Linked DNA regions of Homo sapiens: region 1 is linked to region 2. A link is a loop called in an ENCODE intact Hi-C map of the cell type or tissue named here. Cell type or tissue: HepG2. All regions are shown on one strand. Each heading gives the region's core, and the rest is flanking DNA. Links, peaks and the distances in the headings are about the cores only. Region 1 holds the start of MRGPRX4 (MAS related GPR family member X4). Region 2 has its middle 8.3 kb from the start of SAAL1.

Region 1 (12,241 bases), core at 2,430-10,429, 55 kb after region 2:
TGAACCCAGTAGACGGAGGTTGCAGTGAGCCAGGATAGCGCTACTGCACACGAGCCTGGGCAACAGAGTGAGACTCCATCTCAAAAAAATAACAATAATGAATAAACAAAATAAAATACTATACCCTAGAACTAATGGACTTAATGATATTCACAGAACGCTCTACCCAACAACTGCAGAATATACATTCTATTCATCAGCACATGGAACATTCTCCAAGATAGACCATATGTAGGCCACAAAACAGGTCTCAATAAATTTAAGAAAATTGAATTTATATCAAGTACTCTCTCAGAACACAGTGGAATTAAATTGGAAATCAACTCCAAAAGGAACTTTCAAAACCACATAAATACATGGAAATTAAATAACCTGTTCCTGAATTATCATTGGGTCAACAATGAAATCAAGATGAAAATTTAAAAATTCTATGAATTAAATGCTAATAGTGACACAACCTATCAAAACCTCTGGGATACAGCAAAAGTGGTGCTAAGAGTAAAGTTCATAGCATTAAATGCCTACATCAAAATGTCTGAAAGAGCACAAATAGACAATCTAAGGTTACATCTCAAGGAATTAGAGAAGGAAGAACAAACTCAACCCAAACCCAGCAGAAGAAAAGAAATAAAAACAATCAGAGCAGAAGTAAATGAAAAAAAAAAAACAAATGAAACAAAAGAAAAGTGAAACAAAAACCTGGTTCTTTGAAAACATAAACAAAATTGATATACCATTAGCAACTTTAACCAAGAAAAGAACAGAGAAGATCCAAATAAGCTCAATTAGAAATGAAACAGAAGATGTTACAACCAATACCACAGAAATACAAAAGATCCTTCAAAGCTACTGTGATCACCTTTACATGTACAAACAGGAAAACCGAGAGGATATGCATAAATTCCTGGAAATATACAAACCTCCTAGATTAAACTAGGAGGAACAGAAACTCTGAACAGACCAAAAAAAAAAAAAAAAAAAAGCAGAGAGATTGAAATAAAAATTAAAGAGACATTGCCAACAAAAAAGTACAGGATCAGACGTATTCACAGCTGAATTCTATCAAATATTCAAAGAAGAATTGGTACCAATCCTACTGAAACTATTCCAAAATATAGAGAAAGAGAGGATCCTGCCAAAGCATTGTATGAAGCCAGTGTCACCTTAATACCAAAACCGGAAAGGACATAACAAAAAAGGAACTACATACCAGTATCCCTGATGAATATAGATGCCAAAATCCCCAACAAAATACTAGCTAACCCAATCCAACAGCATATCAAGAAGATAATCCACCATTGTCAAGTGGTTTTCATAGCAGGGATGCAGTGTTAGGTTAACATACACAAGTCAATAAATGTGATACATCACATAAACAGAATTAAAAACAAAAATCACATGATCATCTCAATAGAAGCTGTAAAAGCATTTGACAAAATCTAGCACCCTTTATTATTAAAACCTTCAGCAAAATCGACATAGAAAAGACATACCTTAATGTAATAAAAGCCATCTATGACAAACCCACAGCCAACATTATACTGAATGGGGAAAAGTTGAAAACATTCTCCCTGATAACTGAAACAAGACAAGGATGCCCACTTTCACCACTTCTATTCAACATAGTACCACTTCTATTCAACATAGTACTGGAAGCTTTAGCCAGAGCAGTCAGACAAGAGAAAGAAATCAAGACCATCCAAATCGATAAAGAGGAAGTCAAACTGTCCCGTTCACTGATGATACGATTGTATACCTAGAAAACCCTAAAGACTCATCCAGAAAGCTCCTAGAACTGATACATAAATTCAGTAAAGTTTCAGGATACAAACTAAATGTACACAAATCAGTAGCACTGCTATACACCAACAGTGACCAAGCTGAGAATCAAATCAAGAACTCAAACACTTTTACAGTAACTGTAAAAAAAAAAAATACTTAGGAATATACCTACCCAAGGAGGTGGAAGGCCTCTACAAGGAAAACTACAAAACACTGCTGAAATCATAGATGACACAAACAAATGGAAACATATCCCATGCTCATGGATGGGTAGAATCAATATTGTGAAAATGACCATACTGCCAAAAGCAATCTACAAATTCAATGCAATTCCCATCAAAATACCATTGTCATTCTTCACAGAACTAGAAAAAAATTCTAAAATTAATATGGAAACAAAAAACCCCACATAGCCAAAGCAAGACTTAGCAAAAAGAACAAATCTGGAGGCATCACATTACCCATCTTCAAACTATACTACAAAGCTATAGTCACCAAAACAGCATAGCACTGGCATAAAACTAGGCACATAGACCAATGGAAAAGAAGAGAGAATCCAGAAATAAAGCCAAATACTTACAGTCAACTGATTTTTGACAAAGCTAATGAAAACATAAAGTAGAGAAAAGACAGCCTATTTAACAAATGGTTTTGAGATAATTGGCAATCCACATGTAGAAGAATGAAACTGGATCCTCATCTCTCACCTTCTACAAAAATCAACTCAAGATGGATCAAAGACTTAAATCTAAGACCTAAAACCATAAAAATTCTAGAAGATAATATCAGAAAAATCCTTCCAGACATTCACTTAGGCAAAGACTTCATGGCCAAGAACCCAAAAGTAAATGCAACAAAAACAAAAATAAATAGATGGGACTTAATTAAACTAAAAAGCTTTAACACAGCAAAAGCAATCGTCAGCAGAGCAAACAGACAACCCACCGAGTAAGAAAATCTTCACAAACTAAGCACCTGACAAAGGACTAATATCCAGAATACAAGGAACTCAAACAAATCAGCAAGAAGAAAGCAAACAATCCCATCAAAAAGTGGGCTAAAAACATGAATAGACAATTCTCAAAAAAAGAGATAGAAACAGACAACAAACATAGGAAAAAATGCTTAACGTCACTAATGATCAGGGAAATGCAAATCAAAACCATAATGCGATACCACCTTACTCCTGCAAGAATGGCCATAATTTAAAAATCTAAAAATAATAGATGTTGGCGGGGATGTGGTAAAAAAGGAACACTTTTACACTGCTGGTGGGAATGTAAACTAGCACAACCACTATGAAAAACAGTGTGGAAATTTCTTAAAGAAGTAAAAGTGGATCTACCATTTCATCCATCAATCCCATTAAATATATATAAATATATATATATACAACTATGTATATAGTACACGTATACATTTATATACCATGGAATAGTACTCAGCCATAAAAAGGAATAAAATAATGGCATTCACAGCAACCTAGATGGAACTGGACATATTACTCTAACTGAGGTAACTCAGAAATGGAAAACCAAACATCATATATTCTCACTTACAAGTGAGAGCTAAACTGTGAGGATGTAAATGCATAGAATAATATAATGAACTATGGGGACTTCAGGGGAAGGATGGAAGAGGGGTGAGGGATAAAAGACTACACATTGGGTATAGTGTACACTGCTCAGGTGATGGGTGCCCCAAAATCTCAGAAATTACCACTAAAGAACTTATCCATGTAAGCAAACACCACCTGTTCCCCCAAAACCCATTGAAATAAAAATAATAACAACAAATGATTTAATTTCACAGAACTTTTAAAAAGTTTAATGTTCAGAGTTGATAATAATAAAAGAAGTTAGAAAAAAATGTGTAGCAAGTGGTAGCCTCTGGACAATGACATTCTAGATTTTCACTTTGCATACACTTCTCTACCACTTGGAAAGAAAGCATACACATGAATATATCACCACTATGATAAAGAAAACACCGAAACATGGTGTCAGGCCATTTTCAGCCTTGATGATCCTATGATCTACTTATTTCTTTAGTTAAAAAGCCTCATAACGAAAGTTCACATTACTTAATCTGATATCTAGGCCCATAATTGATTTTCAAAATCAGGACAGCAATTACTTACAGGAAGCTGAACAAGATGGGACATGATGGGAGAGGCTGATATGTATTGGATATGGGACAGAGGCCAAGAATCATCTCAGTTAGGATTTGTGCCTCAAATACCTCTGGCCTCTGATTTGTCCATAGTCCTCATACAGGAAATAACAAGACTGTCCAGCATCTTCATAAGCCTGGATTGCTAACCAGCTTTCATTTCAGCTCCTGTAGGCATCTCCTGAATTAAGCAACACAGAAAAGTCCTCTGAAGACACTGAATCCCAGAAAGGCTCTCTACCTTTAGCACAAGGGAGGTCTTCACCACAGGACAAAAGAAGGAAAGATAAGGGTAAGTACCAAGAACTGTCTTCTTCCATGGTCAGTTATGGTTTTTGCTATCAGATCATGTCCTGTGCTTCCACCTTGGTGCTACATGCAGGGGGTCATGAGCTTGTTTCAGGAAAAGACAGGAGACACGAAGCTTCGTTTTGGAAACTGAGTGCTGCCAGCCCAAACTGTGTGAGTTCCAAATGGGGTCCCCCTTCTGATTTATCTCCCCGTATCATCTCCTTCATTCCAATCATTCAATCTGCTCTCCTGGAGAGAATGCTGCCTCTTACATTCATTTAAGGAGCCAGAAGACATGAAGACATTTCTTCCCAGAGTTGAACTGCTGTAGGGCCGGTTTTATTGTTTCACTTACTTTTTAAATTTATTCTTCTTTGCCTATCTGGAAAGGACCAAGGAAGTTATAGATAGTCCAAACTGAAATAATTAAGGAGTGTTTCGTGAGGAAAGTATTTACAAAGATGCGCAGGGTTAAGGGAAAGAGATGAGGCATGGCAAAGCACCTCAAGCAGCAATACATAGGGGAGCACTACTTCCTCCCCTAGGCTGAAAGGCACAGGGAAGGAGCAGTTACCATTGTCGCCATAGCCATAGTTGTAGCCATAGGGGTGGGAGAGCACGAGCAGGCAGGTGGAGAAGCCCTGCACAGCCAACACACAACCACACAGGCCGATATGGTTTGGATCTGTGTCCCTACCCAAATCTCATGTTGATTGTAATTCCCATTGTTGGAGGGAGGGCCTGGTGGGATGATTATTAGATCATGGGGATGATTTTGCATGAATGTTTCAACACCATCCCCTTTTGGTATTATTGTTTTGATACTGATAAGTTCTCATGAAATCTAATTGTTTAAAAGTGTGTAGCACCTCCTCCCTCTCTCTCTTGCTCCTGCTCTCACCATGTGAGATGCCTTGCTCCCCCTTTGCCTTTCATCAGGATTGGAAGCTTTCTGAAGCCTCCCCTAAAGCAGAAGCTGCTATGCTTCCTGCATAGCCTGTAGAGCCATGAGCCAATTAAACCTGTTTTCCTCATAAATTTCCCAGTCTCAGGTATTTCTTTTTATCAATGCAAGAAGGAACTAATATGCAGGCAGAGAGCCAGGAGATGGAAATCCCAAGTCACTCTCCTGCTGTCTTCCAGTCTCCTGCCAGTATGTCCCAGTGTCTCAATTTCATTAGAAACCAGAAATAAAAAGAATCCTACTAATGTGGTACATGGAAGCCACTCACTTGGGATGTCAAACAGGATAGAGAAGAACGGAAAGCAAATCCTCATGCCAAATGAGACTATTCCTCTTACCTTCTTATATCCTCCTACTTCCTGAGGCTTGCTCTGCCTGAAGGTGATTGATTCCTGTCTCATTTCAGCTCCATGAGACTACTTTAATGTTTGGCATGTCTTTCTCTACTGTCACTTTTATGCAGAAATGTTTGCATTTGTCAAAAATGCATAGAAAATAAAATGTAATTTAAAAAGAGAACATATTTATTTGTTTAGAATCTAAGTTTGGCTGCTCTAAAAAAGACATGAAGTAGAAATATCTTAAACAAAAAAGTATAATTGTGTCTCTGGGTCACTAGATTCTGAATCTGCAAATTCAACAAACCACAGGTGGAAACTATTCCAAAAATAAGGGTATGGTGGAGTTGTGTATGTACTGAACAGGTACAAACTTGTTTTTCCTCGTCATTATTTCTGAAAAACTACAATATAACAAGAATTTACATAGCATTTGCATTTCGTCAGTTATTCTAAATAACTAAAAATGATTTAACATATCTGGGAGAAAGTGCATAGGTATATACAAATACCACATAGAAGGAAATAGAGCATCTGCAGATTTTGGTGTGTGCTAAAGTTCTGGAAAAAATCCCCTGTGAATACCCAGAAATGACTATCTTTGAAATCTGAAGTAGAAGCTCCAAGGCGTCACACATCAGAATTCCAAAAATTGGGGCTCCCAGTCCCTAGAGAGTTGCCCTCATCTTTGTGATCTTGCATGGTTTCCAGCTACATCAGCATTCCAGCCTTATGGAAAAGGACGAGGGGAAGGAGAGGCTTTACTCCTTCTATTGATCCTGTGAGCAAGGAATTGCTTACATCACTTTGTGATTCTTCCACTTAACAGCACCTGGTCATACAATGTCATCCAGCATCAAGGAAAACTGGGATGTGGGTCTTTGTGCTGCTTTTATACTCTCAGAATTGTTATGTGACCGAAGAGGAAAATGAATATTGGGGCAATCTAGCAGTCTCTTCAGCCCTGATTGTCTCTGACTCTGTGCTCACATCAAGATTTTTCAGGAACTCCTCAGAAATAATGAATGATGGGGCAGAGAACAGAACTGGAGCCTCATGCAGGGTTCCAGGGACCAGGGGCTGGTATTAGACTTGCTCTTCGTGTTGTGAACTCAGGAAAACCCTTTAATTCTCTATGCCTTGGCTTCATCTTATGTTATATGAGGATAATACCATAGATGGTCTTTAAGGAACACAGGCTAAATGTTGGTGATACTACAGGGAAAATGACAGGTATGACTTAGTCCTTATGGAGCTTTGGTTTTCATGAGGAAGACAAACATATCATACCATAAATATAGATAGAGAAACTCTTTAGTGCCCTGAGTGTGGATAACAGAGGCTCTCCTTTTCCTCCCATTTCCTTTCTGGGCCAATCAGGGCTGTGGCACCTTGCCCCTCTAAGAGAGCTCATGATGGATGCATTCACTCCTGATGCTTCTCTGTACTCCCAGCAAAGGGTGCATCTTCTGTCCACCAGGAGGCCTCCTGCCCCTGTGCATCCTCAGGATTCCAGAGCAAATGTGACCTCTGATAGGCAAAAAGGAACTCCTGAATTTATTCCTAAATGGCATTCACTCACCTCTATTTTGTTCCCTCTTTGATTTGCCTCTCCTTCTCTATGTGGAGTTTGCTTAGGTCAGTTTTTTTTTCAATCCACAATTTTGGCTGCCAACTTGGATTTAACTTGAGAATCACTCCTCTGCTTTACTCCCTGTAACATATATAATCGACACAGGGTGGTGCTGGGTATAAAGGGCTGCTCCAAGACTGGATTGTGAGTCAGACCTGCCGGACTCAAATTCATACTATGTAATACATAACCCCTGGGACAAATAATTCCCTTTCGTTGTGCTCCAATTGCATTATCTGCCATATGGGAATAATACCAATTCTTACCTCCTAGGCTCTTCGGGTGATTAAAAGAGACAATACCTTACAAACTCTCAATCAGCTGCTGTTATTCTCCCAGATTAGACCTAATCCTCATTCTCCAGTTGAAATCTGCATGAATCTCTCTCTTTACACTCCAAGCCCTACACATCGCCTATTTCCCCTCATGGACGCCTCTCATACAAATGTTTGCATCAACAAAGAAATGCTACCAAAGATCTCCTGAAAGAGAGAACCAAAAAGTTTACATTGTGTATACCCAGCAGAACACTTAGTAGTCCCCCATAGATATTTCCACACTTCAATTACCTCCGTCAGTTACACTCAGACCTCATCTTCACTTACTCTTTCCTCTGTTCTATTGCTGAGTAATTCAGCTCAGACCCACACCCTACCCAAACACTGTGTACAAAAATGCTTCTAGGTGTTCAGCAAAGCCACACTGAGTCTTCATTTCAAAGGCACATCAGTGGTCAATTTCAAGTTTTGGGCACACATCAAGAATTCTTCTCAACACAGATACAGCTTTCCACAAATAGAATTCTGATGAATTAAATTTTCTTCATCCAGTTATACGTGTGTGTTCTAATACCTTACATTGTGCTTTCATCTTTATTTTCCATTTCATCCAAATCTACCAGTACCATTAGTCTCATGCATGCATTCATTCATTGAATGAATGTATATGAAAAGCACAGTGTGCTGCTCATGGAAATAGGCACTGGGAGTATAAAATGTAAAATGTAGTCCTGTCTGCAATGACTGACACACTGAGTTATTTCTCACCCACCAGGCCCAGCCATTTTCACACTTATCCTAGCAAAGGTCACATTTTCCTCTAGTTCATAATGCATGGTCTTCCTTCCTGTCCATGGATGACCAGTCCTAGTCACGAGTGTGTCACAACCACCTCTTTGTGTATCTGAATTCCTCCACCTGAAAGAAAATTTCAGACCCAGGATAGATTAATCATCGGGTCCAAAGCCCTGGCCGGATGAGTGGGGGTGTTTTGATCCTAATGTTATTCCCATGTCAGCACAGAACTTGTGTGGCAGTAGAGAGATGTCAGGCTTCAGAGTCAACAAGAACTGGATTTCAAACTGGATTTGAGGACCCCCACCTTTGGTAAGTGACTTATTATCTGCGAGCCTCTGTTTCTCTCTTCTTTAAATGAGGACAGTAAATCCCATACGGCAGGGTGGTGGGGAGAATCAGAGATGATACAGCTGGTGATCACATCTGGTTTGTGTTCCCAGGGGCACCAGACTAGGGTTTCTGAGCATGGATCCAACCGTCCCAGTCTTCGGTACAAAACTGACACCAATCAACGGACGTGAGGAGACTCCTTGCTACAATCAGACCCTGAGCTTCACGGTGCTGACGTGCATCATTTCCCTTGTCGGACTGACAGGAAACGCGGTTGTGCTCTGGCTCCTGGGCTACCGCATGCGCAGGAACGCTGTCTCCATCTACATCCTCAACCTGGCCGCAGCAGACTTCCTCTTCCTCAGCTTCCAGATTATACGTTTGCCATTACGCCTCATCAATATCAGCCATCTCATCCGCAAAATCCTCGTTTCTGTGATGACCTTTCCCTACTTTACAGGCCTGAGTATGCTGAGCGCCATCAGCACCGAGCGCTGCCTGTCTGTTCTGTGGCCCATCTGGTACCGCTGCCGCCGCCCCACACACCTGTCAGCGGTCGTGTGTGTCCTGCTCTGGGGCCTGTCCCTGCTGTTTAGTATGCTGGAGTGGAGGTTCTGTGACTTCCTGTTTAGTGGTGCTGATTCTAGTTGGTGTGAAACGTCAGATTTCATCCCAGTCGCGTGGCTGATTTTTTTATGTGTGGTTCTCTGTGTTTCCAGCCTGGTCCTGCTGGTCAGGATCCTCTGTGGATCCCGGAAGATGCCGCTGACCAGGCTGTACGTGACCATCCTGCTCACAGTGCTGGTCTTCCTCCTCTGCGGCCTGCCCTTCGGCATTCTGGGGGCCCTAATTTACAGGATGCACCTGAATTTGGAAGTCTTATATTGTCATGTTTATCTGGTTTGCATGTCCCTGTCCTCTCTAAACAGTAGTGCCAACCCCATCATTTACTTCTTCGTGGGCTCCTTTAGGCAGCGTCAAAATAGGCAGAACCTGAAGCTGGTTCTCCAGAGGGCTCTGCAGGACAAGCCTGAGGTGGATAAAGGTGAAGGGCAGCTTCCTGAGGAAAGCCTGGAGCTGTCGGGAAGCAGATTGGGGCCATGAGGGAGAGCCTCTGCCCTGTCAGTCAGACGGGACTTTGAGAGCAACACTGTCCTGCCACCCTTGACAATTACATGCGTTTTTCTTAGCGTTTCGCCTCAGAAATGTCTCAGTGGTAACTCAAGGTCTTCAAATAAATGTTTATCTAACCTGACAGTTGCAGTTTTCACCCATGGAAAGCATTAGTCTGACAGTACAATGTTTGGATTCTCCTTGATATTACCAATACATTTTCCCTGTTATCTTGCACTGAATCTTTCCTACTGAACACTTTTTCTGCACTTTTCATTGTAATAAAAGGAGTTCCTGTCCACAACCCTAAAACTCTTCTTTATACTTGTTTCCTACCTGATAGTATCAAAAAGGAAGATTCCTTATTAATCTGTCAGACTATGTTCCCCTGAAAATCATGTTCCCTTCTATGACTGGAGGCATTACTGCAGTTGGAAGCTCAATTCTTAATAAGTGAGTTCTGCTACCTCTAAATTCCATTGAATTCTCAGATATAAAGCAAAATAATGTCCTTAGAGAGAGATTCTCCCTTCATAAAAACAGTCTTAGAAATTGGTTTTATGAATAGCCCTCTCCTGTCATTTGTCCACACATGGTCACACGTTGGCTTTGGTTTCTAGTAAAGACAATCGTGGCCCCTTCCCCTTGAGAACTGGTAAGTGCTTATTTAGCTCTTCCTGGACTAACGGACCAGTGAGGAGCCTATAAATACACCCCACCAGTTCCATTTTGGCCATTGGAAATTAAAATTGGTTTCAAACTGGAAATTATCTTGAAAACCATTTATTATTCATTTACAGAGTCTTTAAGTTGTAGGAGAATTCTTCATACTTTCAGGTTTTGTACAAATTGTTCTGGCTGTAACTTTCAGTTAATTTTATGGCTGTTAACATAAGAAGCAAAACTGAAAACATCTGACTTTTCCATGCTAATGTCAATTATAGTATCCGGATAATAACTTACAGTTGGTACAAAATTCTGATACATGCTGTGACTTAGATGAACACGGAAACATTGTGCTAAGGAAAATATGCCAGATACCAAAGAACAATATTGTATGGTCAAATTCTACGAGGTATCCAAACTAGGAAATTCGTGAACACAGAAAATAAATTAGAAGGATCCTGGTGCTGGATGATGGAGAGAATGTGTAGCCATTATTTAATGAGCACAGACTTTCTGTGTGGAATAATGCAAAGTTCTTAAAAGGGACAGTGGTAACGGTTACGACTTATTGTGAATGCACTTAATGACATTGAATTGTACAAATAAAATGGTGAAAGTTGTAAAATGTATGTTATGTGCATTTTACCACAATTAAAAACATTTAATTATAAAAACAGGATCAGTACAAAATTCAGGACTATTCTCCACCAGTGGTTATCCCTTCAACAGATAGCTCAAGCAGACAGAAGAGACCACCAAGAGAAGATGTGACATCACAGCAGGGTCTGTGCTGATCATAGACAGTGAGGCTGCCCCTCAGATTAACCCTCACTGAGGGGAGCTGACACATGCATTTTGAGTATACAGGAGACAGTACAAAGTAGCTATGAAAGCAATAAAGAGGTCTATAACAATAAACAGGTGTATAGTTTTCAATTTGTCCAACCAAATTTATTCGTGGCTCGTATCACATTGTTCACAATGTTGAACTCAGGTCCCCTGAGTGCAGATCCATTGCTCTTCCAGGCTCAGCACTCGCTGATGCTGAATCCTATCTGTCCACCCTCGATTTCCAAATGCCATAGTAGGACATAGCTGTAGGTAAGGGTTTCCTACAGGTTGGAGGAAGCAGGAAGGCAGTGTTTGCAGCCAATGCTCCACAAAAGGAGCTTTGATGTGATGTCTTTAGTTCAGACTGAGGGTTATTGAGAGAGCCCATTCTGGGAGTCTGTGATATCAATTGAACAGTTCTGGTCAAAGATGTTGTTTATCATGAGGAATTCTGTAGAGAATTTTCACCTGGCAATTGAATCAAATAATGTTGGTTCTCACCTGGGACACTGCTTATTTTGACGTTAGTGACTCTTTTTTTCTGACAGAAGAAAATTTCAATTTTATGAAAGCTTAGATTCTGTCCCTGAAGCCCATTCTGAACTCACTTGGCCTCAGACATTGCTCCACTACAGCAGTTATAACAGTGTATTTCAATTGTTTGTCCTCACATCTTTCTCTTCAACTGCACTCTGAGGTCTTTAAGAGCAGAGAACATGTCTTGGAATTTCTAGTGCAACAGACTAGGTGTGGAATTTAGGAGAGTATCAGTAACTATTTTTCTCAAGCAGCTTCCACCTGAAAATCACAGGTTTGTCCAGCATCTTGAAAAGGCTGGCTCAGTCACCAGATCTCACTGGAACTCCTACAGGCATCTCCCACTCAACAGAGTGTCCTCTGCAGTTGGTTTTTCTGAGAAGAACTGTTGCCCTTCATTGCAGGTCTGCTCACTGCCTCTGGGAAGAAGAATGGAGGAGATGTGGGAGTCTGCTCGTGAGCTGCTTTCTTTCCCAGGCCAATGATATCATTTCCTCTCGGTTCTATG
Region 2 (11,369 bases), core at 3,092-11,091:
CAACCATACCCAGCTCATTTCTTTTATTTATTTTATTTTAATTAATTAATGTATTTATTTATCTTTTGAGATGGAGTCTCGCTCTGTCGCCCAGGCTGGAGTGCAGTGGCACGATCTCGGCTCACCGCAAGCTCCGCCTCCCGGGTTCACACCATTCTCCTGCCTCAGCCTCCCGAGTAGCTGGGACTACAAGTGCCCACCACCACGCCTGGCTAATATTCTTTGTATTTTTAGTAGAGACGGGGTTTCACCATGCTGGCCAGGATGGTCTCGATCTCCTGACCTCGTGATCCACCGCCTCGGCCTCCCAACTCATTTCTTTTATCATATACACACATATAGGTTATGTTTACCAACCATCATATTGATGTGAGTCCACAATTCAATACTTGCTGGTTTATGATATATAATTTATGTTAAATTTTGACATATACTCATGGTATATTATTTGTTTTATTCTTAATAAAATAAAAATGAGTTTTAAAAAGAAGAGGCCAGGACTGGGCGCGATGGCTCATGCCTATAATCCTAGCACTTTGGGAGGCTGAGGTGGGCTGATCACTTGAGGTCAGGAGTTCAAGACCAGCCTGGAAAACATGGAGAAACCTGGTCTCTACAAAAAATATGAAAATTAGCCAGGCATGGTTGCGCACACCTGTATTCCCAGCTGGGAAGATGGCTTGAGCCTGGGAGGTGGATGTTGCAGTGAGCTGAAATCGCACCGGTGCACTCCAGCCTGGGTGACAGAGTGAGATCCTGTCTCAAAAAAAAAAAAAAAAAAGAAAGAGGCCAGTCTAAAATTCATTTGTAAGTTGTTGGCATTACTGAGATAACCTCCCAATGTCTTCTCAACTTTTATTTGAGTCTGATACTCACAGCTAGGCTCCATGAGTTTTGTTTTTTTTCTTTTCTCTTTGGATCTCAGGTGCACAGAATTGGATTAATCATAATCCTTAGTTATTACACACTCTCCAATGTCATCAGTGTGCTAATCAAACAGAATTACATTTTATAACCAGAAAGCAGGTTTTTTTTCCTTTCTTTTTTTTTGTCCCAATATCTCTCACTTTGATCCTGAACACAAGTCAATTCATGCCTTCCCTAGTTACTCAAAGGTTATTGAAAGTACTGTACAGGCCAGGTACGGTGTTCTCATGCCTGTAATCTCAGCATTTTGGGAGGCTAAGGTGGGAGGATCACTTGAGCCCAGGAGTTCAAGACCAACCTGGGCAACATAGTAAGACCCTGTCTCTACAAATGTTCTTTTTAAAATTAGCCAGGTGTGGTGGGGAGCACCTGTAGTCCCAGCTACTCAGGAGGTTGAGGTGGGAGGGTAGCTTGAGCCCAAGAAGTTGAGACTGCAGTGAGTGGTGATCATGCCACTGCACTCCAACCTGGGCAACAGAGCAAGACTCTGTCTCAAATAACAAAACAAAACAAAACAAACAGTGTTATACAGGTAGTAATTTAAAGCCACAGGTTTGATGGCATTTAGTTTATCTCAAAATGGTAACTAGAAAGTCCAGGTCCAAGTCATGATTTGAAGCTTCCAATTCATTTAAAATGAAAATTTCTCTCCCCTTTCCTAGTTAAGCCCACTATAGATGGGTACTTCAGTCTGGAGGGGGGTGATGACTTTGTTTCCTTCCCTGCTTCCTCCTCCCACAGATAGACAGCTGCTCTTTCTGACCTCTCCCCGATTAGGGGGGAAGGATTGGAAGTGAGAGGGGAGGGAAAGGAAAATTCTTACTTGACTGGTGTTTTCATAAGATGGTTTCATGTTCTTTGGGCCCAGCAGGTGTTTGAAGCTGATTCTGTGTATGTGTGTTGTGGATTCTTCACATATACCACCTCCATCGCTGGAGACGCCTCTCCACAGCTCCCTTGAATAGCGATGCAACCTCCTCCATCTTGCTGGTTTTTTCTCAGCTCCTTATTGCTCCTCACACACACAGATTTGATATGAGATTCATAGATTACTAACTAGGGTAGCTCATGGAATACATTCATAGGAGCAGTGATTACATGAACTCATATGTGCAAGCGTGTTTTATAAGTTCTAAACTCCAATGCAATTGCTAGTTACAGCAAATGGTTCAGAATGTTGACTCTAGCATCAAACTAGCAGTGCAACTTGTGTATGTTATCTAAATTGTCTGTGCCTCACGTTTCCTGAGCTCTAAAATAAGGATAATTAAAGTGTGAGGATCCAGTGGATAACAGAAGAAATCACTTAGACCAGTGCCTGGCCCTTGGTCACCGCACCATGAATAGTAACTGTCATTCTACCACCTTTATCATGATCACACATTCTTTCACTGCCATTGACTCGTTTAGATGAGCTTGAAAATCAACCAGCAGGAGTACTGCCATATTAACCACTGACTCTGACAAGGATGGAACTGGATTCTCAAGAAGGCATGAACAAAGTGCTATAGAGGCATTCATTATTACCCCAGGGTAAGGATTTAGGAGCTGACAGATCTGATTCATTGAGAAGATGACATTTTACCCTGGCACGAACCAAGGAGTAGTCAAAAAGATAAGAGAAATAGCTTTGAAAGGTATTTCTTAGTACCATGGACAGGGACTGGTTGACACTGGGTTTGGGAAATGAAGTGGGGAAAGATTCCTGGGATTATGCCTTCGTGGCAGGGAAAGAGAACACTGAGGAATCCAGATTCCTGGGGGGAAGAAAAAAGGAAAGGACATAGCTGACTGGACAGAAAGGAGGCCTGGACATAGAGGGGCCTAGAAACAGTCCACTGTAACCAGAGATACTTGGGCCAGCAAGACCCAGGAGAGAGGATCCAACTTGGGAAATAAACTATGTGGAGTGTCTGAGAACACCCCTCTCCAAGAATCCAGGATTTTCTGGGATTATGAAAGGAATAACCTCAGGCTACACAGTGAACTTGGAGATGGTCACTGCTGGGGCCAATTCATTGTAACTCCAAGTACTTTTGCTTTTTTTTTTTTTTGCATCTTTATTTATTTCTTTCCTTCTTTCTAACTCTCTTCTTCCTTTCTTCATTTTTCCATTTCTTCTTTTCTTTCTTTTTAGAGACAGGGTGTTGCTCTGTTACCTGGGCTGGAGTGCAGTGGTGTGATCATAGCTCACTGCAACCTTGAGTTCCTGGGCTCAAGCTATCCTCTGGCTTCAGCTTCCCAAGCAGCTGGGATGATAGGTGCACATAACCACACCTGGCTGTTTTTTGTTTGTTTGTTTGTTTTTTGTTTTATAGAGATGGGGGCTTGCTATGTTGCCCAGGCTGGTCTCAAACTCCTGGCTTCAAGCAATCCTCCCGCATCAACCTCCCAAAGTGTTAGGATTACAGGCATCAGTCACCATGTCTGGCCCTTATTTGCCTTTTTGAAGGCATATTATTTGTCTACAAAACCATCTGGGCCTGCTGTTTTCTTTGTAAGAAGATTTAATCTCTTAAAATAATTACAGGCTAATCTAGATTCTCATTTCTTCTTTAGTCGGTATTTGTAAATTGTATTTTTCTATGATTTGTTGATTTTTAATTTAGTTTTAGGCTTCATTACTGAAGTTGTTCATAGGATTATCTTATTATCTTTTCTATTTTATGAACCATATAATTATAGGCTTATAGTTGGTCCATATTATGGTCCATACAATGTGGTCCATGTATAGATATAGTTTTCTCCCCAATTCCCACTATTGTGCATTAGTGCTTTATGTTTTAAAAAATAAAACAGTGATGTTTATTGGTCATCCCTATGGTACTAAACAGGCCCATGATCCCAGGAAGACTGTCATATTCTGCTTCCAGATTCCAATAACAAACTGGATTTCACAAGCATTTATTAAGCATTTTTATGTGTTCTATATCAAGTACTAGGGATATAGAATTCAGTAACTGTAGGTCAACAAATGTCCCTGCCCTCAGGGGCTCACAGCCAGGTCTCCTGAGAGCAGATTGAAAAGGAAGCTCAGTATTTCTCTGGCAGGCCAGCAGGTCGGAAGTGATTGGGGTCTTTGCCACTCTGGCCCCATTTGTTGGTAGCCTGGCCAGCCAGCGAATCCTCTGCATGGTCTCCTGTGAGTCTCTGGACGTTCTCTCTGGCATCGCTGTAGTCCAGGCAAGCAAGGAGATTAATCACCAGGCCAGTGAGCAACAGCCCACCTTCCCATTCTCTGCTTTCCAAGGGAGGACTCTGGGAGAAGCCCAGGAAGGCCAAGGAAGGAGGGGTGAAAACAATGACCCTGCCTGGGCACTGCCCCACTCAGCCAGGCTGGGCACCCCTAGGCTGGATGAACAGCACCCAGAGAGGGAGGGTGAGGAATCACTCACTTCTACCATCCACTCAGACCCTCGCACTAAGCACACAGGCAGAGAGAGGGCAAGAGGAGGAGGGGCTGCAGCCTCTAACTTCTCTGCAAGGAGCTTACCTCTCTCCTGACTGTCCAAGGCAGTCAAGCTCTGCTCACTCATTCCTGGCAACATCAGGAATGTGCATTACCTGATCACTTCTGTAGCCCAGACAGCCCCAAGCCCCCTTTGTACAGCATCATAGTTCCCCCAAGCATGGAAGTATTTGTCTGAATTTTTTGTAATTGGCTTCTTTCATGTCAGAGTAGGCTTTCCACATGTCTTTAGTCCCTGGAAAGGAAAGAAAATGATCAAAACAATTATATACTGGGAAAATAGAGGAATGAACAGTTTTCTTCTCACTACTTTCCTCCCGAAGATTTCAGCCTTCAACAAAGCCCTTGGAAATTATATTGGCTTGAAATAAATATTCTTCTACTTTTCACTTCTCTGGGTTAATGTAATGAGAATTGTACTTGGTGTAAGTTTCATTCTGTTTGATTCCATTCTAAGTTCTGTTATTACTTTGTTTTAACCATGTGTGATGCACCTAAAGAAGAGATGAAATGGTCCTTAAGGGATGTTTCATTGTACAATGAACTTCTACCTGGAAGGACCCAGGGAACCCTCAGTTCCCTGGTGTGAGAACACAGGGGATTCTGAGGGAGGCTGCAGACATATGGCGCTCCTAACCTAGTCAATGAGAGAAATTCATGCCTGTAGGTAGAGTGAGGACAACTTGGTCCTGAATACATCTGAATGTCCAGGCTATAATTAGAAACTGACATCTGTCAGAATTCAGTCAGCAAGTGATAAAGGTGAGTTACCTAAGAAAGCTTTATACTACTGGGTAATCAAATTCAGAAAAAGGACAACTGACCCACTAGTTCAGAACCTCAATGTCCTCCCCAATGAAATGGAGGAGTATTGCCTGCCTCACAGTGATTATGCAGAAGAGCAGAGAAAATACATGTATGATGTCTAGAACATTGTAGGTGGCCAATATATTATCATTTCACTTCTCTGGTCCTTAGGAAAGGTGGCATAAGAAAAAAGAAGGGCTAAACTAAGATGAGGAGCAGGGAGTTACGGACTGAAGGGATCTGATCAAGCTAGAATTAAGTGACGAAGATTTTTTAGAAAATTAACTGATTACGGAAAAGGGGGAACTCAAATATAGAGTTATAATCATGGTTTATATAATTTCTCTATTAGATAACTCATCTTCATTTTATGCATTTATTACTCCTGGTGTTAAATTGATTGCTTTTATTGAGAGTTTATGACATTTTTACTCTACTTATTCCTCTGAGTTACTGACTTAAATGGCTCCTTGATGTTCAGATTGGCTTAATAAGTACTTCCAAAATTCCTGGCACATTTTATCACTTTCAGCAGCAAAACAAGAGGTAGTGGTTCTCAACCTTTGCTGTGCATAAAAATCTACCGAGGTGCTTAGCAAAGGCAAGATTTCTAGGCTCTGTCCCAAGAGACTGTGGCTGCTGGGGGCAGGGGGTAGGGTATGGACCCGGGAATCTTCATTTCATTTCACAAAGCATCCCAGAATCCAGGTGATTCTCACGCAAGTGGTCCCAGAACAACCCTTTGAAAAATATTAACCTAAGGAATGAAAGATATTTGTAGTTGAGTGTGTGAACATGTAAATAGGATTAAAAGCAAATCCTTAAAACCATTTTTCAGAGACTCAGAAAAATAATAATACCTGAAATTTAAAATACTGCATTCTGAAAACAAAATTTTGCCACTTTATTATGGCTAGTGGGGTATATTTCTCCCTCTCTCTCTCTCTCTGTCTCTCTAGATGGAGTCTTGCTCTGTCTCCTAGGCTGGAGTGCAGTGGTGTGATCACAGCTCACTGCAACCTCTGCCTCCTGAGTTCAAGCAATTCTTCTCCCTCAGCCTCCCGAGAGGCTGGGATTATAGGCGCATGCCACCACACCCGGCTAATTTCTGTATTTTTAGTAGAGACAGGATTTCGCCATGTTGGCCAGGCTGGTCTCGAACTCTTGACCTCAGGTGATCTGCCCACCTCAGCCTCCCAAAGTGCTGGGATTACAGGTGTGAGCCACTGTGCCCAGCCCTCGGGGTATATTTCTCTTGCTAGCAGTTTCCTGGCCATATATAAGCCCCAGTAGAACCACCATCAAGGTAATTCACTGTAGGTTTTACTGGGATAAGTGGAGCTAGACTTACCTTCCAAAGGCACCACATCCTATTTGCCATTTCTTAGATAAAGGATGAGCTATGTGTTCACAAATCCGAAACTCTTGTTTTGAAAGCAGCAGAGTACCTTGATTAAGAGCAAGTTCTGCAGAGCAAGACTGCCTGGGTTAATCCTGCTCTGCTTTGGAACTTCTTTACGTATCTTGGGGTTTGTGTGTGTGTGTGTGTGTGTGTGTGTGTTAGTGTGTGTGTGTGTGTGTGTGTGTTAGCTTCTCTGTTAAGGGATAATGCTGCTTGCATCATAGGACTAAATGATGGAAACCAATTCATTAGTACATTTAAACAGTGCCTAGTACGTATTAAAATCTCAGCTAAGCTTGGTTGTTTTTATGGGGACGGTTGGCTCCGTTCAGCTTCCCCATGGACTCGCCTCACACTTTTGATCCACCTGCTTCCTGGCTTCCCAGGAGACATAGACATGAACTGTCCCAGATTTCCCACTAGGGGGCAGTAGAGCCCCACCGGTATTATGGGAACATGCACCCCTCAACTCCACATCTCTCTCATGGTCCTGCTGAAAAGAGGCAGCTCACACCTTATGCGACCTCGGCTGGAGGATCCTCATAGAAGAGTGTCAAAGCTGTCCAGAAAAGCATGAGGAACCACGCTTATGAAAAACCATGCCCCTTCTCTATCCATCTGTGGCATCACTAGCACCTTTGCCCAGTGGGGATGTGGCCTCTGCTCAGCTGCATCCTGGGGGCAGCCAGAAGCAGCCTCCTGCCCCCTATCCTGTGGACCTCACCTTGGCCAGCTGCCTTGAGGAATGTTAACCATCCTTGGCTGCTGACACCCAGGACCAGGGAGCAGAAAATGATGCCAGTGGAGAGCTTCATCCTGCTGCAGGGCCAAGGAAACACAACCAAGGATAATACACATTCTGTTTCAAGTTTTTATTTTTTGTAATGTTAGTCCATTCTTTCATTCCAAGAAAAAAACCCACTCGGTTTTACACACGCACACACACACACACACACACACACACAGGTGTATGTGTATAGATAAAAGATAGAAGGTCAGAGGGTCTACGTCTCCATTTCCATTTGTCTCATTGGAATCCCAGTATCTGACAGAAGAGGAGCAGTGACCCAGGATAAAGCAAATAGACAAAAGTCACACCATGTTTGAGAATCATTATTTTAGATTAGAGCCTGCCAAAATTAGGAATTATGCCTCTTTCTGGGTTCTGAGCATATTTTAGGCACAGTAAAATGAAAGTTATAAGGCAGATAGCTGTCAGAGGATTTCCCTGTCCCTTTGGTTCTTATCTAAGGCAATGCTAAGCAACATTTGAATATTCCCTACACAACTTCCATTCCTTGGAAAAGGTGGGATTCCCTGTGGTCAGTGTAGTATCTGAGCTGGCGTGGCTCACTTGGTCCCAGGAGTAGACAGTAGAAGAGGGGGAAGAGGAGGGGAGTTGTCAACCATCCACAGCCACTGGTCATGGTGTACTTGGAGGAGCTGCTTCATAAAGCAGGGCATGTGATGTCCAGACCTCCTTTTTCCTACTCTTCTTCAGGCAGAAATTGAGGGCCAATGATCACATCCTGTCACAATTATTTTACTCCCTTTGGAACCATTCAATGCTGGAAATCTACTTTCTCGTTTTATTCAAGTCATTCTCTTCTTTGATAGAAGTTGATATGGTTTGGATCTGTGTCCCCACCCAAATTTCATGTTCAATTGTAATTCCCAATGTTGGGAGTGGAGCCTAGAGGGCGGTGATTGAATCAGGAAGGCTGTTTCTCATGAAAGGTTTAACAGCATCCCCCTTGGTACTGTCGTCGTGATAGTGAGTGAATTCTTTTGAGATCTGGTTATTTAAAAGTGTGCAGTACCTCCCCCCTCACTCTCTTTTGTCCTTGCTCCCACCATATGAGATGCCTCACTCCCGCTCTGCCTTTGCCATATTGAAAGTTTCCTGAGGCTTCCCCAGAAGCAGAAGCCACTATGCTTCCTGTACAGACTAAAGAACCATGAACCAATATAACCTCTTTTCTTTATAAAGTACCCAGTTTCAGTCATTTCTTTATGGCAGTATGAGAACGGACTAATACAGAAGTATTAGAAAGCAAGTGGCGTGGAGACACTGGCTCATGCTTATAATACCAGCACTTTGGGAGGCTGAGGCAGAAGGATCACTCGAGGCCAGGAACTCAAGACCAACCTGGGAAACATAGCAAGACCCCATCTCCACTATATATCTGTATATATATTTTTTAAATTAGCGGGGTGTGGTAGTATGCACCTGTGGTCCCAGCTACTCAGGAGGCTGAGGCAGGAGGACTGCTTGAGCCCAGGAGTTGGAGGCTATGGTGAGCCATAATCACACCACTGCACTCTAGCCTGGGTGACAAAGTGACACACTGACTCACAGGAAAAAGAGCAAGAAAGCGAGTATGATTTCTAGATACCAAGAGGAACTCCTCACAGGGACTTTGACAAGCCTTGCCTGTTTTCTTCCTTTGTTACTTAATGTATTCTGCCTTCCGGGAAGGTACACGCAGTTTCTTATGGTGCCAAGCTGAGAATAATAGACAATAACGGCAGTCAGTTCTTTTCACTTGTTTCTCCTGAAAAAGAAAGATTTCCTGTCATGATATCAGAGTCCCCAGGCCTTAAAGGGATTTTCCAACAGTCTCTTACAAGTGACTACGTGTGCTGGTTTGCATGAGATCAGTGTCTATTGTCCAAGCTTAATAGTGGCACATCTTTTCATTGTCTACAATGGCCTGGATTGAACAGTAAATCAGATGGTAGCACTACTCTGATAACCTTGTGTGACCAGGCTGATTGAGAGGCCCAAGACACCTCCATTCTTTTAAGTTACAATTAATTTAAGTAGAAGAGGAGAATACTAAGGCTTAATTCTATTAGGAATTAGAAAAACAAAAATCAGAAAAGCCCAAAAGTCCACAGGTATCATGACTAAGAATGACATCTCAGACCTAAGCCCCAGTCTTAGAAGACCAGCGGGAAGAACTTTATATTCCCTAAATATAAAATGAAGAAAATAATGATACAAAATCACTACCCTCAAAAAATTCACATTTAATGAATCCTAGTTACCAGAATAGTAGATATAGGAAGGATGCAGAAAAATACAACTCCCTTGTAGGGTTGTTGTGAGGATTAAATGATTAATGCTGACAGGGACTTGGGTTAATTCTGGGCACGTGTAAAGCATTTAATTAATTTTAGAGCTTCCACCTTAACCAAGAAAACGCATAATAATTTATATTTTCCAGGAGACAGAAATATTAATTACAATATTGTTACCAAGGCAACCTATTATTAAGACATTAGTAAGTAAGATTACCAATTAGAACTACAGTTATAAGGACCAAGGTTTATTTTCACATAGTGTCAGAGACGTTTGAACCAGAGCGACTCTATTTGGCATGAGGGCTAGGAAAATGAGGCTGAGATTGCTAGGCTGCGTGCTCAGAAAGTTAGGCATTCCTAACCTCTAGATGTTTACAGTTAAGGGAACAAATTCGTAATGTTTACTAAACAGACCCAGACTTGGGAGTGTGCAAATATCCCAATATTTGGAGAACAAAGACATTCCTAATTTTTCTTTGAAGATAATAACATTGGCCGGGCGCGGTGGCTCACGCCTGTAATCCCAGCAATTTTGAAGGCCCAGGTGGGTGGATCACGAGGTCAGGAGTTCGAGAGCAGCCTGGGCAAAATGGTGAAACCCCATCTCTACTAAAAATACAAAAAGCAAAATTAGCTGAGTGTGGTGGCACGCGCTTGTAGTCCGAGCTACTTGGGAGGCTGAAGCAGGAGAATTGCTTGAATCCAGGAGGTGGAGGTTGCAGTGAGCCGTGATTGTGCCACTGCACTCCAGCGTGGGTGACAGAGTGAGACTCCATCTCAAAAAAAAAAAAAAAGATAATAATATTGATTCTTGCAAAATATAGTAATTAAGAAAACAGGGCTGGGTGCGGGGGCTCACGCCTGTAATCCCAGCACTTCGGGAGGCCAAGGCGGTGGATCACCTGAGGTCAGGAATTCAAGACCAACCTGCCCAACATGGCAAAACCCTGTCTTTACTAAAAATACAAAAATTAGCTGTGCGTGGTGGTGGGCACCTGTAATCCCAGCTACTTGGGAGGCTGAGGCAGGAGAATCGCTTGAACTTGGTGGGCAGAGGTTGCAGCGAGCTGAGATTGTGCCACTTCACTACAGCCTAGGCAACAAAGCAAGACTTTGTCTCAAAAAAAAAAAAAAAAGAAAGAAAGAAAGAAAAGAAAAAGAAAAAGAAAAGAAGAAATCTGTTATCACAAACCCTTGTAGCAGAACACATCTCCCCATGTATACAAGCAATTGTGCCTAGGGTGGACACGTTCCTTTTCTGACTTTCAGGAACGTTCTACTCTGTCTATGGAGTAGCTGTCCTTTTGTCACTTTACTTTCTTAATAAATGTGCTTTTACTTTGCACTGTGGACTCGCCCTGAATTCTTTCTTGTGCAAGATCCAAGAACCCTCTCTTGGGGGTCTGGATCCTGAGCCCTGTCCTGTAACAATAGGACATAAAATCATCTTTGAAGTCTGGGTGAAAGACTTGAAAGAAAAATCTTTCGGTAATCTCACGAGTCAGCTAGGGAAAAGGTGCTGAGGCTGAACTCCATCAGACACACACGCTGGGTGGTCAGTGGTATGGAATTTCTGGGTTCTTGCCCTACCTCTCTGCTTCTAGCCAGTGATGTGATTTTGGGAAGGTCTCTCCATCTCCAAAAGGCTCAGTTTTCTGAGCCTTTTAGATCTATTAA

The links. Hi-C counts contacts between places; a loop is a spot of excess contacts. Peaks named below come from ENCODE experiments on the same cell type or tissue, not always from the same donor. Only the 100,000 strongest peaks of a DNase experiment are listed, where the experiment ranks them.
Region 1: it touches region 2 in a loop (6-fold over the local background); 2 of 110 quality-filtered maps call a loop at or near these places.

The regions. Positions count from the first base shown.
Region 1 is chr11:18,164,536-18,176,776 of GRCh38, forward strand. It overlaps MRGPRX4 (MAS related GPR family member X4), which reads left to right and starts at 8,302. Exons shown (of 1, transcript NM_054032.3): 1 at 8,302-9,745. The coding sequence starts at 8,722. The coding sequence ends at 9,690. In HepG2, for the core only: a CTCF peak has its summit at 7,032; DNase peaks (open chromatin) are centred at 7,036 and 8,346; H3K27me3 peaks cover 266 bases.
Region 2 is chr11:18,108,657-18,120,025 of GRCh38, forward strand. It overlaps the pseudogene SAA3P. Among named protein-coding and RNA genes, the nearest start is that of SAAL1, 8.3 kb to the left of the region's middle. In HepG2, for the core only: a CTCF peak has its summit at 7,032 (motif pointing right); DNase peaks (open chromatin) are centred at 7,025 and 10,135; H3K27me3 peaks cover 363 bases.